Linked DNA regions of Homo sapiens: region 2 is linked to region 1. The links are chromatin loops, found by intact Hi-C in ENCODE. Cell type or tissue: adrenal gland. All regions are shown on one strand. Links, peaks and the distances in the headings refer to the core of each region. The heading gives the core; the rest is flanking DNA.

Region 1 (8,132 bases), core at 2,666-6,665:
TCTCTTATAAAGTGATGGGTGATTCTTACTATGTTTTAAGTGTTGTTTGTTGGTTGGTTTAGAAAATGAAAGTGTTTTTACATCACTATTGATTACCACTTTTCTCTTTTTTTCCCCTTCTACTCTTCATCCCTTCTGGCTGGAATAACATGTCTGGATGGTTTGGCTACTGTATTCCTACTCATATTATTCTGTTACAATAGGTAAGACCCTTTTCTTTCCTTTTGAATTATTATTCTGCCTAATGTTATAATATTAATATGTATGGTTTTGCTTTTAATAAGTGTTCAAGGAAATAGCATGGCATAGTTTCCATAAATTTATTCTAAATTAAATTATTTTCAGCTACAAGGAAATGTCATTGGTACAGAGTATAAGTGGAGATAGATTCCAGTCAACTGTGGAATATCCTCTTAAAATATTTTATAAAACATGGTTTACACTCAATACACAATAAAAAAATAGATATGTGCAGGATTTTACTGTCTTATTTTTTTCATTCTCAAATCGGATATAAGACAGACATAAACCCATACACGCCTTTATGTTTGTTAATGTGGTTATGTTTAAACATTTTTTTGAGCTTTTTCTCACATTAGAAGCGCTGGCAAGAGATGTTTCTTTGTGTTATAGCCTTGGGTAGCATGCTGGTATATAGTCTGTGAAGCCAGGAGAGTAACTATATAATGAATTGACCATTAGGTTATGTAATGGGGATGACTATCTTTATAGCCTTGGGTAGCATGCTGGTATATAGTCTGTGAAGCCAGGAGAGTAACTATATAATGAATTGACCATTTGGTTATGTAATGGGGATGACTATCTTCAGATTTATTTTGACAACTTGATGCGAACCAATGGTAGACCCGCTCATCAGGGTGTAATAGGAACATTTAATGAAAGAAGATATAATGAAGATCTTTAGGTCTCTTCTTGTCATGTAATTTTATTGTGTCTGAAAAAAAAATTATTTTAAGATTTGTTCTCCACCATTTAAAACAACAACAGCAACATCACCCTGAACCCCTCCAGGGTGAGGTCTGACTGGTTCCACTGCTCCTCCCATGGGTGACACAGTGACCACTGATAGAATCCTCCCCACTCTTCCCCAGAAACACTTTACCCCTTTACCTGTCCCTCTGTCCCTCTGTGGCTGTTACACATTACGAGGAAGAAACAGTGCTCTGAAAAGAGTCCCCTCAGCTTTTCTCTTCTCTCTCTAAAAGACCTTCTTTCTCTTAATTCGCTTTCTCTTTCTTTCTAATTTCATGGAAAAAAATAATCCATCTTTCAGAAGCTGAACTTTGCCCTTGTCACTCCCGCCTCCCTCCTCTGACTTCCTCTGGTACCTATTTCATCAGTTAAGTCTCGCCCTGTGGCATTTGATGTTTTTTCTTCTCCAGCAGATCCCTGAGCCCAGAGTCCAGCCTGCAGACATCACAGGGCTTCCTTGTGCCTGAGAGGGACAGAGAATATCCCCTCCCCTTGCTCCTTTGTCCTTCCTTTCCTCACCACTTGTCTGAAGAGATGTTATCACCTCCTTTTCCTTCCACTCCTGACTCCCTGCCCCTGCCGCAGCCTTTCCACTAGCCATGTCCTCCCAGACACCGAATTCAGTGGCGCCTTCTCAACCTCGGCCTCAGGCCTCTGCAGCATCTTCCTCCCTCTGCCCTTTGGCCTCCTTCCCTGTTCTCCTCTGGTTTGCCTTCTCCCTTTCTGACTTCACCTTACTTTTGTTCTTCTTGGGCTTCTTCACTTGTTCCCAGTCCCCGAATGCAGGTGTTCTTGAAAGCCCTCCTTGTGATCTTTCCTCCTGTCCTCATTGACTCCTGAGCCACCCCTAACTCTTCTCTCTCATCTGCACTGCAGCCCACACTTCCAGTGCCTGCCTGGGAGTGCTTTGCATGGAATATACCCCAGACACATCCATCACCTTCCTTCCTCCTGTTAGGGCCATGGTCATTCCCTTGGTCTTTTCCTCACCTGTCCCAGCTGTCATTTGCGAAGGCTTAGATCTGCCTCAGCCCTGACTTTTCCATTCCCTTCTCCATAACCAGTGTGGCCTTTGCAGGGTCACTGCCAGATTCCCCGCTCGCCCCTTCACCCGTTGCTGTTAGATTCATCTTCATAAAGCTCTCATCCCATCCCTCTCCTGCTCCAGAAAGTGTCCTTGACTTTTCATCACTACTTAGATTAGTGCCTGACACATAGTAAGTACTCAGTCAATACTAATTTTCCTCCTTCTCTTCTTCCTCATCATTTGTATTCTCAAATTCTTATTTTGCCATTTAAAACTTTCTGTGATCTAGACCAACCTTCTTTTTGACTTTATTTCCCACCAGTGGAAATAGAGTGGGAAAGACAGAACTGCAGGTAGTTCCTCCCCAGGGTGGTAAATGGGGGCCATAGGAGATGAGGCTGGCGAGGGGGCACTGGGGACAGATCAGGGAGGGGGGCTGTATCAGGTTTTAGAACTTCATCCTGTGGGTGCCATGAAGGATTTCAAATAGAGGTGTGATATGCCTGTGTGGTCATCAATACAGACCACTCATCCTGCTGACACATTGTCTGTCCCCTCTCCTGTGTCCCTATTGAAATCCTACCTTTTTATTTATTTATTTATTTATTTTTTGAGACAGAGTTTCACTCTTGTTGCCCAGGCTGGAGTGCAATGGCATGATCCTGGGTCACTGTAAACTCCACCTGCCCATTCAAGCGATTCTCCTGCCCCAGCCTCCTGAGTAGCTGGATTTACAGGCATGTGCCACCACGCCCAGCTAATTTTTGTATTTTTAGTAGAGACAGGGTTTCACCATGTTGGCCAGGCTGGTCTCGAACTCCTGACCTAGGTGATCTGCCCGTCTCGGCCTCTCAAACTGCTGGGATTACAGGCATGAGCCACAGTGCCTGGCCTGAAATCCTACTTTTAATCAAAGGTGGATTTGGAATGCCATCACTTTTAAGAAGTCTTCTGTTCTCTCTCCAGCTGGTAACAAGCATTCCCTCCTCAGAGTCTCCTCATTGCCGTGAGCATGTCCAGCTTTCCAGCTTGTAGTACATCTCCTTACGCCCCAGTCATATCTCCCTCCCCAACCTGCAGGGCCCCCGCCTGACACAGCCTCCAGGGCCATGCTCCACCTAGCATTGTGTCATGTGCTCTGCAGGTGCTCTGCAAGTGTTTGTTGGAATGTAAATGTGCCTAGATGTTTTTGAGTAGTTTCCTTTTTTTTTTTTTCGATTACACAGCAGATTTATTCAGGCTCACTATTTTTAGTGATGTTTTCATTATAATATTTAGCCTCGGTAATATTTGATCAATGTCAATAACATCTGTTTAACTAAAGGAAATAAAACTTTGCTGGGTCAATGAGAGGTCTACCAAGTTTGAATCGTTTCTCCCCAGGCAAGGAGGATACTCTGCCTGGTTCCTTCCTGTTCACCTGTTCTTTCTCATGCCTTTCCATATCAGGCTATTGTCTGAACAACTTTGGACCCATAACTTCTTCTGGGCATGGCAGCATACCAGGATGGATCTAGTAACCTTCATTTGACTTTTGAGGGAGGATAAGAAAGTAATTAGTTTTAGTTATTTGTTTCATTTTGCTGCACTTTGCTAATTCCTTCTGTGTGTGACACACACACACACATACACACATACATGCTGTAAAACATGATTTGTAGGCTGGGTGTGGTGGCTCATGCCTGCAATCCCAGCACTTTGGGAGGCTGAGGCGGGCCGATCACTTGAGGTCAAGAGTTCGAGACCAGCCTGGCCAACATGGCAAAAACCCATCTCTACTAAAAATACAAAAATTTTCTGGGCATGGTGGTGCAGGCCTGTAATCCCAGGTACTTGGGAGGCTGACGTAGGAGAATCACTTGAATCTGGGAGGCGGAGGTTGCAATGAGCCACGATCGCGTCACTGCACTCCAGCCTGGGCGACAGAGTGAGACCTCTGTCTCAAAAAACACAAACAAAACCATGATTTGTAGACCCTAGCAATGAAATGCCAGCTTGTGAGCTTTTTTTACTTTTATTTCTGTTTTTTGAGACGGAGTCTCGCTCTGTCGCCCAAGCTGGAGTGCAGTGGCGCGATCTCGGCTCGCTGAAAGCTCTGCCTCGCAGGTTCACGCCATTCTCCTGCCTCAGCCTCCCGAGTAGCTGGGACTACAGGCACCCGCCACGACGCCTGGCTAATTTTTTGTATATTTGAGTAGAGACGGGGTTTCACCGTGTTAGCAAGGATGGTCTTGATCTTCTGACCTCGTGATCCGCCCGCCTCGGCCTCCCAAAGTGCTGGGATTACAGGCGTGAGCCACTGCGCCCGGCCCTTCGCTTTTATTTCTAAGGCATGGAAGGATGGCAGATATTTGAGCGAAAACATCCCCAGTTTTAGTGTATTCGTTAAACACATACGAAATAAAGATACAAGTGTTTACAAGCGAGGAAGATGACAATTGGTTTATGCTATAAACATTCTCCCAGGACAAACTTGCTGGGTTTGTTTCCCCTGTCAGTAAGAAAACCAGCACTGGTGGACTCCCTCCACCGTCATGGCCTTCCTGAGAAGAGAGAGAGGATGGCCGTTTTCAGGGGATGGATGAGTCACGGCTGGGCGGTGAGAACTTCTCAGCGGGTCACAGTCAGGCTTCGGCAGCTCGGCAGGTGAGGGAGCACCCACTAAGAGAGTAATCGTGGTAAAGGAAGGAAATGCACTCAGACATCTTGGCGCCCTGGGAGAGGCAATTCCCTTCCCACTTTACTCCCTAAAACAGCCCTCTGGGAACCACATTCGCGAGCTTGCCGTGGGATCACGCACGCCGTGACTACAAAATGTAAAGCAATAGAACACACAGAACACACTGGAGCATTAATCTGAGGTTCTTAAATGCCATTATGCATTATTTATACTTCCTGATACGATAATATATCGCAAATGAATTTACATGAGAGAGATAATATTTCTGCTTTTCCCCTGATGATGGATTCAGAATGGATAAATTCCTTTATTTTATTTCAACCTGTCTTCTAAAATAGGCCAGCATGTTATAGAAATAGGCTTTTCTCTTTGAGGTGAGTGAAGTGGCTCAACTCAAGGAAATTTTTCTTTGGATAAAAGAGTTTTTTTTTTTTCTTAAATTGGCTTTCTAACTGTGTTACATTATCTGCTGATCAGCTTTGGAAATGTTAGAAATTTTGTCATTTAAAGCTCTGAGGTGAGATGAATAGAGCCACAAAGCTATAGGTAAATGATGAGAAAAAGATGAATTGTGGTATGTTTCTAAAGACTTACTCTGTTCCCTTTAACAGCATTTGGGGAAAATAACATGGGAGAGACAGCACAGTTTGATAATTATTTGTCACAGGAGTGCCCATTAGCCTACACTAATTTGATTGCTGTGAAAAAAACAGATTAAAATACTCTGTAGAAGGCAGAGTCATAACATTATTGAGTGTCCAGTAGGTTTCTTACTTATTTAATTCCCTGGATCCAGTCTCAGAAGTTGGCATTAATATCACCTTGTTTCACAGTGAAACAAACGGAAAAGCAGAGAGGTCAGGCAACTGACTTAAAAGCACAGAGCTCGTAAGAGAGGAGGGTGGGCTTTGAACACAGGCAGTCCAATGTCAGAGCTTGAACTCTTAACTATAATTCTATAATTACCGCCTCCCCATCCCAAAACAGCACTGGCCTAAGGCACACAGAATCCATAACTTCCCCTTTATGTTTACAGACAACTCTCAGTTACCTTAAATTGAAACATTACTTTTACAGCCATAGATAAATAGGAGTTGACTCTTTTCAACAGGAGGGCCAAAGGTACCTGGCATGGAAGATATCCTGTCCACAACCATAAATGTTTTGATGTTAGCAACATTGCAGATGATAGACAGGTGAAAGATAGATGAATGAATGGATGAATAAACACAACGATAGCTAGATGGATAGCGAGATGGATGAACAGACAGAAAGACAGATGAACAGGAAGAAAGAAAGGAAGATAGAAAGATGGACAGAAAGATAAATGGATGAAAGAAAGATGATAGAATAATAGATGAAAGAGAAAGAAGAAAGAAAAGAGAGAGAGAGAGAAAGAAAAAGAAAGAAAGAAAGGACATAGATGGACAGACAGAAGAAAGAAAGGAAGGAAGGAAGGGAAAGGAAGAAAGGAAGAAAGGAAGAAAGATGATAGATAGATAGATGGTTAGATCAATGGATAAACAGCTAAATAAATGGCAGTTCATAGATGTGGAAATACACTGGCTGTTAAAGTTCATGCTTTAAGCTTTGTATGTGTTAGGCTTTCATGTAAACAACATTTGCTGATGGGAACAGCAACGTAGGCACTCAGGAGATTTGTGGCTTGATACTACTGGTATTTTTACTGGAATGCATGTGTACCCGTAAGGCTGGTAATACAGGAGCTAACTTTTTTATTGTGCCACATTTTTTTCTGAATAATAACAGATGAGCAAAGTAAATCCTATTTTCCCATTAGATTCCAATATTTATTTAACTAAGTATTTATTGACTTGAGGAAATTCTCATCCTCCATGTAATAAAATCATGATGAAAAGTAATATCACACTTAAAATAAAAATAAAATAAAATCACACTTAAAATATTTTAAAAATAACTTGATTATAAGCAATACTGTAAAAATATTTGAAATATTAATAAAGTCTTAGGCTCAACCCAACAAATAACAGAAAATAAAGCCTCTACTTCCCAGGCCATACCGGGTTGGAGGCAAAAATTAAGTTGTACGTATAGTCTCAGAACAATTTCCCTGTCCCACCTGCTCTGGGGTAACAGGGTTCTGCACTGTTCCTGGTGTCCCTGAAGTCAACATCATGTCTTCTTGATCTTAATCCTCTGTTTTGGTCTATTCTCACGCTGCTATAAGGACATAGCCAAGACTGGGTAATTTAGAAAGGAAAGAGGTTTAATTGGCTCACAGTTCCCCAGGGCTGGGGAGGCCTCAGGAAGCTTACTATCATGGTGGAAGGGAAGCAAACAGGTCCTTCTTCACATGGTGGCAGCAAGGAGAAGTGCAGGGGAACTCCCCTTTACAAAACCATCAGATCTTGTGAGACGTATTCACTATCATGAAAACAGCACAGGAAAGACCTGCCCCCATGATTAAATTACCCCCCACTGAGTCCCTCCCACAACACTTGGGGAATTATGGTAGCTACAATTGAAGATGAGATTTGAGTGGGGACATAGTGAAACCATATCATCCTCACATATTCTGGTCCTGATGGCTGCTGTCTTCCAAGGCTCCAGCTTGCTGCAGTAACACCTCTGCTTGCAATGAATCTCTCTGGGCTTCAGGTTCCATGTCTGGAAATGGGCATCAGAACAGTGATGGTGACTGCTGCTGAGACTTAAATAATCAGACACTCTGACATTGCTGTCCTGTTTTTTCCTGAGAAAAGGAGACAAAACTTAGAGCTTTAAAATATTGAGGAGGGAAATAGACTATTTGGATTGGCATTGCTATCTGTTCCAAGAATGTTGTTTTTGACAGAAACGTTGAAAACTTTTAAAACAATGTTAAAACAATGGGTATTTAGGTGGTTAGCAAGTTATTTTTAACTCTTTACAATATTCCAGAAATGGTTTTGTGCATCACTTGCTATATTAGGTTTGCCTTCTAGTAACACCTCTAGTCCACCGTAGAATTCGTGCACACTTGCAGAGATCACCAGAAGATAAACTGCTACCTGTGGTTGAATTACTGAAGAGCAAGGACTTCCCTTGTGGACACGGATGTCAGCTCACATTTTGTTGGTAGCTTTACTACCCATCCTGATGATCCATCCATCTTGCGAGGCCTACAGTTTCTCTGATTCCCTTGGTTCTCCCTGCTTTTGCAAAATGAGTAAAGGACTGTGCTTTGGACTTTAATTTTTCTCATCTGTAAGGCATCCATGGTCTAGTGTTAAGGAGTATGGACTTTGGGTTATCCTGCCTGCCCCCAGCCCTGGCTTTGACACATACCAGCTCAGTGATCTCAGACAAGGTGCTTCTCTAAGCTTCAGGTGTCCCCATGGAGAATCAAATGAGATAATGTAAAGCTTCTATCACTTAGGTATGTCTGAGGGAAAGGGATAGTAGTTTACT
Region 2 (8,132 bases), core at 2,682-6,681, 220 kb after region 1:
TGGTATTGATACTGCACTGAACCCTCTCTAACCTTTGTCAATTTAATTTACTAAGTTGAATTAACCTTTGATTCTGTGTTTTCTATAGTTGACCTAATTTTTTTTCTTTTTATCTATTTTTTTCTCTGTTTCTGTCTCTACCTTCCCTTTCCTTCTGTCCCCCTCCCCTTCCTGTGTCTGTCGTCACACTTGTCACCTTGGACGTCACTGGGACATCCCCACTGCCACATTTGTTTTTAAACAACCACATTATCTCTGGGGACCCATTGCTTGACACCTGCAGCAACCTTGGGAGGCAATTCTGCATCCTACACCTTTGTCTCATTGCTTTTCTCTGCAGTGACTCTTCTTTTGCTCTGTTAGGAACTTGAACACAAAAATTAAATTTGCTTAAAAGCCCAGTTCCTATGAAAAAGATCAGTGCCCCCTTTGGAAGAACCTGGCAGGACCACCATGGCCACAGCTGCTGAGCAACCATTCTGTGTGGAAGAGAAGGTTTTGTGATTGGAAAAAGCTTTACCTCCAGACATGTCACCACTCACAGATACTTTTGTGCCACTTCATAAGGAGTTTGCCCCCTTTTTAATGGCAGTAAAAAGAATTTGAGAGCTCTTTCTTTAAATGCTATTTTTAAAAACCATCATGCTAGATTTACAGAGAAGTTTCTGCATATCTGCTACTTGTTGCATTTTGGGTTCAAACCTAAATATGATGTAGCAGAGGAAGAATTCTAAGTACCTTCTAAAGCTTGTGTCAGATTGTTAAAATCACCACACATTCCCCTCATTCTAACTCTGTGCTCCTTGTCCTCCCTTCAATAATAATTGGCTTTGCTTGCAATTAAGCATTTAAGTGCCCATGTTAAAAGAGCCAGACCGCACTGATTCACATGAGCGTTTTGCTGACATGATGGGCAACTGAAGTCACCCCTGTTGCCCATGCACTGGAAAAAAAGTTGAATTTGTTGGATATTTTCTGGGGCTGATGAACGTTCTGGGATGTGCTTTCAGTCCTCGTATTACGGCCAGCACCTTACACTGTCTCTGTGAACGGGGCCAAGCCATGATGTGCCAACAAGTGTCAGCTTTGAAAGGTGTTTGTCTCCCAATCGGGGTGACTCCCCTGCTGCCTGGCAGCATGTCGCAGATCAGCACAGAGTGGGGCCGTGGTTCAGCAGTGACCCACAGAATGGCTTTGAGCATCAGTCTACAGGACAGGTTGGAAGCATCCACTGTGAACCAGGCATTAGTCCCCTACCTGGCCTGTGTGTGCTCAGTAGAGAAGGAGAGGGACAGGCCACTCCCAGACTGCCCAGCCCAGGAGGGTTAATAAATTGGGGCCGAGCCAACCTGTCAGTGCTTCCTGAATGCCCCAGCCTCTGTATTGGTGCGTTGGTTCAGTGACATTTTCTAAACTCTCCTGAAAATCCAGCTGCTCCTCCCTGCTGCTTGGGAGTTCACCCAGGAGAGGAAATGGGTGTGTTTTGTTAAGGTCCCTTGTGGAGACTCAGGGCTGAATCCTGCTTGGTAATATCAGTGTGTGTGCTTGGGGATGGACCTTCTACTGAATAAAAACTCCCTCCCTCCCCCCATTGTGGTCACATATCATTCTACATATCTCATCTCTGAGCATCTCCATGGAAGCTTGATTTTTGTTCTTTTTGGTTTCTTTATGTATTTTTTTCTGTTGTTATTATTTTTTAATGTTCAAAGACTAGCCTTTCCCTTTGGGATTCCAAATGATCCCATGCTGTGGTCTGAGGGGCAAAGCCACCTATGTTGGCGCTCGCCATTAATCCCCAGCGCTCAGTTTAGAGGCTCACGTGCAGACATCAGAGGCTCCATGCTGCACAGTAGCTCAGGCAGGGTAGTGCCTCTCAACCCAGCCACAAAACTCTCCCCGCTGGAGTCCCAGATGGCGCTTCACACCAGGGCAGTGGAGGCAGGCATGGTTTTTGGGCACAGGGCAGAGCATAAGGATCCCAGGTCAGTGTGGGAGAGCTACTGGCTCTTAGGATCACCTTGGGCAGAAGTCACACGGCTTCATCCTAGGAGGGCCCAGCTTGGGAGTCTGCCTCCCCCTGATCCCAGGACCACCCACAGGAGAGGGGCAGTGTCCATCTTTCTGAAGGGACCCTTTGGAGATCTCGTCCTAAGTGTGGAGAGGACTGACGTGGCCCTGTCATCTCAACACATCCCAGGGTCAGGCAGGCCTCAGCTGAAACAATGTCAGGGTCCTCAAGGGTCCCATTTAGACAGACCCACGGCTTGTAACAGTGCGCTCCTCAGGAGGCAGCACTAGCGCATACCCACTCCCCACGGACACTGAGTTCCTGGTGACAGCTGCAGCCCCAGCCCCGCCAGGAGTCCTGGAGACAGCAGCCCTCAGAGACCCTGCAGGAGTGAGTGCACCCCACCTTGCTCAGCCACACCCCACTCCCCTGTGCCCTGTAGTTGTGCTGCCCATGCTCCACACACCATGGGGCCCCTTTGCTCATTTTTGGACTATTTATACAGCAGGTTTGGATCATGTTTTTCTACTAATAAGAATGCTAACATTGTTGTGTAGATAATCAGTGAGGGCTTTATGAAGTTTACACCTTTGCATTATTAAAGGAAATAACAGTTCATGTGAACTCACCAGCGTGGCTTGATTTTATTCAATAGTTGTGTCTGACAAAGCAGCAAAGACCCTTTCCCTCCGCCTCTCATGTACCTGGATAGACTATTACCTAGAGAAATAGTAGCCTGGTGAATGAAATACTTTTTCTTCCTAACGGGGAGCAATCTCTTTTTCCCAGGCATCCTAAGAGCTGTTAAGAGGCATTGCTGCCTTGGAGTCCCCAGCAGGCAGTGGGAGGGGAAAATGCCTTTGCAGAACTGGGGAGGTGGTCACTATGGGGATGGGGCCACACTCTGAGCCAACAGATGCACAACTCTGTGGCAAGGTCACCTGATGACACAGCAGCCTTTATACTATCCCTAACAGAGGCTGCACAGAGTGAGCTTGTGGAGAGGGAATCTGAGAGAAGATTCTCTTTGCAAACTGTATTCTATTCATAATCACACTTAACTCAGACGCATCCTGCAAGCCCCTGAGACCAGCCATCTGTTTAGCTGATTCGAAGGAGCAAGCAGACATGTAAAGGGCTTATGAGTGAACCAGAACCCCAGCTCAACAGTTCCAAGAGTCTGACCATCTTCTGGGAGTCTTGGGGGTGAAAAGGGCATTTCTGCTGCACCAGGGTCTCATGGCACAAGGACTCAGGCCCATCTGGATATTTATAAAATGTGAGACCCATGTTCCTATATTAAGGCATACAAAAATAGGCATCTGTGGGTCTCATTCTTGGAGCAAGCCAGTTCCCTCTTTAGTGCCAACCCCTCCCAAGCCAGGAATCACAGAAGATGGACAGCTCCACCTTCATAATCTCCCTGTCCTGGGCAGCTCTGACCTCGAGGTTATGGGGAAACTCTTCCCCAGAAGCCTTCTTTGCATCCAAGGTGCACAGGTGAGTTAGTCAAGGGAGGGCTGAGGGAAGACCATAGCAAAGACAGACCCATGGAGGTTTATATTTTTCCTTTTATGAAATATTACACAAGAGGCAGGAGATGGCCTTTGTTCTTCTAGTTATCTTGGACTAAACAATTCTGTGATAGCCACTGAGAGGGAATGGGTGTTGGCTTTCGCCTTCAATACCCTGCTGCCCATTTCACAGCCTGTCCCTTCTTCACAGCCTCTTTTTTGTAAAAGCCACAAACATTCTCTTCCTAGCTTAAAGAGCATCTCACCTGCTTGAGGAGTTTAGACTCAGTGTTGGCATACAGTATGGTCGCTTTTCCTTTGGGGCATACTCTTTGTTTTCTCTTGATCCACTCAATACCTTAGGTCAAGTTTGTTTTCAGGGTCACTGGGTGAGACAGCACAGTGCACCCTGGGGTGGCAAATCATGGGATCACGTGCTCCTCTTTGTAATGCAGGGGAGGGAAGACCTAGGAGCGTGGTCCTCATAAGAATCACCTGGGCTGCTTGTTCAACTCCTGTTTCCTGAGCCTCATACCCAGTGATTCAGATCCCATAAAAGTGGGGAGCCCCAGATTCTGAATTGTTAACAAACACCCTAGGAATTTGCTACAGGTGGAGATATATTGAGTTTAAAGGTATTTGTCATGCAAAAATAAAATCACAAGGATCAGTGATTAAATATGGGACCTACCGAGCATTTTGGTCTTCCAGGAAAAAGTCTTTCTCAGTCCACACTCTGGAGACTGGCATTAGGGAACCTGTACCGTGTGCCAGGCAGTGTAGAATGTATGACTTGGAATGACAGGCTCTTGTGGTTGAAGAGACACTCTCCACCCATGCTCCTGCCCAGTGTGGGAGCCTCATCCACAGCCTTACAGCGTCCCTGCCAAGGGGTCTTCTGGCCTCTGCTCGAGTGCCTTCAGCATCAAGGAACTCACCTCTCAGAGCAGCCCACACTATGTTGGATTCGCCCTGTTTATTAGTCCTTTCTCAGATGGAGCTAAAATCTGCCACCACCATAATTTCCACACATTGGTGCCATATACAGTAAGACTACTTCTTCCTTCTGGTTATAACACCTTTAAATATTTGGAAATAGTATTCTCGTCTCCAGACTAAACACTCATCCATTTGTGCAACAAGTATTCTTTGAACATTTTCTGTGAATCAGGATTGTCCTAGATGCTGGGGAGATACAAGAGAGACAGGCAGGGTACCTGCTGGGATGTCCTAGGGGGGATGGCTAGATCATAAGCATGTAAATGAACAGAAAGTGGCAGATAGTAGTTAGAAGAGAATAAAACAGGCTAGCAGCATGGTAGGTATTGGCTGGAGGTGCCACACTAGATAAGAGATCAGATAAGGCTTCTCTGAGAAGGTGACACTGGGACTGAGGCCTGCAGGACAACAGAGAGCCACCCTGGAGGGAGTGTTCCAGGCACAGAATCATCAAGGCCCTAAAGCGGGTTGAGCTGGATGTGTTCAGCAGGCAGAAGGGAGGCTGCCGGTTCACGCCATGAGGCCCAACAGAGGAGTGGGCAGAGTCTGCAGCAGATGGTGGGCCTTTTAGGCCGGGAGAAAGACTTTGAATTTTATATTCAAATGAAAGGGGAGGCCGCTGCCCTACTTGTTTATGCCACAGTTCAGAAGCCTTTTCCCTGCCTGGCCCTCCCCTGGATGTGCGCAGTGCCAGTGCCGCCCTCCAGCTGGGTCTGATGAGCACAGAGCAGTTGTCCCAGCTGCTGTCCTCTCAAGCACATAGAGCAGCTTTGCAGGAGTTTATTTTTCCTCTTTAGAGATATGATTAGTTTCACAAAATCATATTTACACATAAACCTCAGAAGATATAATTAGTGCCATTGAGTCCAAAAATCCAGACATATTCCCCACTGTCATCAAAAAAATACTTTCAGATCTTTCTTCAGGGAGTAGGCACTTTACACCTATCGGGTACTGATGTCCGGAAGCTGCAGTGGCCTGGAGCCCTGTGTCATGGAATGGAGAGAAAACCCAAGGCTAAAGTTTCTTCCCTGTTCAGGGAAACAGCTATGGGATCCTGAAGACCAAGAAGGCCTGTGTCTCCTTTGCTTTTTGGGTGGAATGTGTGAGGACTCTGGGGAAGTGGATGGTTTTGTTCTTATGAGACTAACCAGAAATACCTCTGCATTCATGGCTGCTAAGAAAATGACCCATTCTAGCTGACGGCTAAGGCCAGTGGCCAGCTTCCTGCTGCCAAAGCCCAGAGACAGGTGTCCAGAGCTGGGTTCTCCAAGCAGAGTTCTTCGCCATCTCAAGCCTTCCTGGGGGAATGCGCTAGGATCTTCAGTGCGAGGTCAGCAGGGACCAGCCAGAGAGCCTGAGGAGGAAGGGCTGGGAGGCAAGCCAAGGTCCCAAAGGGACTAAAAACATGTACGAGCTGCACCCAGGGGTCTCAGGAGTCATTTGTGAGGGATCCTCTCTGGCATGCTAGGCTGATGGCCCATTCCCCAAACTGAAGTTTGAAATATGGACCAGTGGAGAGGGACAGCCACCAGAGAAGCACTAGAGTGCCTGGACAGAGACCCCTGGGGCACACAGAGCCATCAATACCACCACCCTCCCGCAAATACAGGCTGCATGAAAAACAAAAAATGTGTGGCCCAGCTCTGGTGCTGGTTACTCAGTTACATGTTCCCTCCACTATCTATCTGGCATGTTACATGGCTCGCAAGCTGCTGAGCCTGGCCTGGTGCTTGGCAAAGCCTAGCGAGCTGGGTTGGGAGTGGGGTGGCTGGTGGGGTGAGCCCCAGGTAGTGCTGGCTACAGTTCCCATCTTCAGTCTGCAGTCCTGGGTGGCTTCAGTTGGCCCTGAGAGCACAGGAAGCTTTAGACATAGTCTACTGGTGGGGCAGGGCTGCCAGTTATGGAAGCAGGTTGTTCTGGAGGAAAGATGAATTAGAAGTGCCCATATTTCAGTCGAGGGTGATTGTTCCCACATCGACTTAATGGCAGAGCTCCACATGGGTCCTTGCTTCCTGCATCATGACCACTGTCTCCCAGACACTGATGGGAACCACCAAGAGGTCAATTGGTCCATCCCAGGCAACTAGTGTCAATCGTAACCATGGGTTGATCTCCCAGGGGCCCCAGAGAGCTGAGTCCAGGTCTCTCTGTGAAACCATCAATAGCCAAAGACCCTGGGGGGATTGCAGATGGGCACCAGGGAAGTAAGACACAGGCTGAGTCTTTCACAGTGAGTCCAGCCAGAACCAGGGTGCCAGGTGCTAGAATGTGAGAGTGCATGCCTGTCTGCATGGGCATTTATCCTGCGTGTGAGTGTGCCTGTGTGTGTGTGCACCTCTGAGTGAGTCTGCACTCACTTCAGGTTTTCCTGAAGTCTGGTCCAAGCAGGCCTGAGCTCCTAGATGGTGAGTATTCCCAGACCTTTCACCTTGCCCATGGCCTGGGGAGGCCTCCATGTCTCTGGAGTCACCCAGGCTTCACTTGTCTTCCTGGGGTGCAGTGAGGAGGGTAAACTATGAACCCAGTGTGCTCTAATGCAGGGCTCCTTTGGGGTCATTCCTAAAGAGGGAAAGAGGAAGTGGAGAAGTATAATGGGGATGCTATTGTGATGGACAACCCAACAAGCCCCAAGAAAGCCCCAGGAACCCTCCACCACCCCATTTTGGGCCCCTATCCCTGAGCACTTGAGGAGCCACAGCCCCGCCTGAAATCAGTGATCACTGCCTGCCTGTGCTGCAAAGCCTTTTGCCCTGGTCCAGGGGAAACACAGCAGCGCCCTCCAACTGCCTCATTATCCGGTGTTCTCAGACAGGCGGGGCTCAGTCTGCTCCCAGGACTCACGGGAGGCCAGCTGACCAGGCTCACCCCTGTTCCCCAATCTGTGAGATGATGTTGTCATCCCTCCCTCTGGAAGGTATAGAAAGACCCTGTTTTCTCAATTCTGGGGCATAGAAGGTCCCCAGGAAGGTGTCACTCTGGGCATGAATGCCATGACTCTGTCCTCTGGGCCCTCCCCACCCGCAGGGGCTTTTGCTGGCAGGGTCTGGAGGTCTCGCATCTCAGTCTGTTAACCACCAGCCATCTCTCTCCCACTCAAGCCAACGGCAGCCCCACCTCAGGCCTGAGCACCGGGGCCATCGTGGGCATCCTCATCGTCATCTTCGTCCTGCTCCTGGTGGTTGTGGACATCACCTGCTACTTCCTGAACAAGTGTGGCCTGTTCATGTGCATTGCGGTCAACCTGTGTGGAAAAGCCGGGCCCGGGGCCAAGGGCAAGGACATGGAGGAGGGCAAGGCCGCCTTCTCGTGAGTGCAGACCTGTCCACCTTGCTGAGGTTTGGGCTCTGCTCCAGCCCAGGGACCCAGCAGCTGCACCACCCTGCGCCATCAGCTGGTGCCTTTCCTTTCATTGCACGTTCTCCATTTGGAACCCTGATGGGGGAAAAACATTAGAGAAAAGTTTCTCAAAGCATGGTCTTTGGGGGTTACCTGTTTGAAATGTAGACTCTTGAGCCCAATCCCAGATCTCTTGTATTAGAATCTCCCCAGAGTGTGAAAATCCCTGTGTAGGTCAAAATGAGGGAAATTGTCAGAACTAAACCTGG

The links. Peaks named below come from ENCODE experiments on the same cell type or tissue, not always from the same donor. Only the 100,000 strongest peaks of a DNase experiment are listed, where the experiment ranks them.
Region 2: it touches region 1 in a loop (2.9-fold over the local background); 1 of 110 quality-filtered maps calls a loop at or near these places.

What each region holds. Positions count from the first base shown.
Region 1 is chr11:113,040,723-113,048,854 of GRCh38, forward strand. The region is part of intron 1 of NCAM1 (neural cell adhesion molecule 1); the gene reads left to right. Among named protein-coding and RNA genes, the nearest start is that of NCAM1-AS2, 81 kb to the left of the region's middle. In adrenal gland, for the core only: no CTCF peak of the experiment used is centred there; no DNase peak of the experiment used is centred there.
Region 2 is chr11:113,262,563-113,270,694 of GRCh38, forward strand. NCAM1 (neural cell adhesion molecule 1) reads left to right here. Exons shown (of 20, transcript NM_181351.5): 18 at 7,626-7,833. It overlaps NCAM1-AS1 (NCAM1 antisense RNA 1), which reads right to left. Exons shown (of 3, transcript NR_034101.1): 2 at 7,642-7,959; 3 at 6,970-7,086. Among named protein-coding and RNA genes, the nearest start is that of NCAM1-AS1, 7.3 kb to the right of the region's middle. In adrenal gland, for the core only: no CTCF peak of the experiment used is centred there; a DNase peak (open chromatin) is centred at 4,999.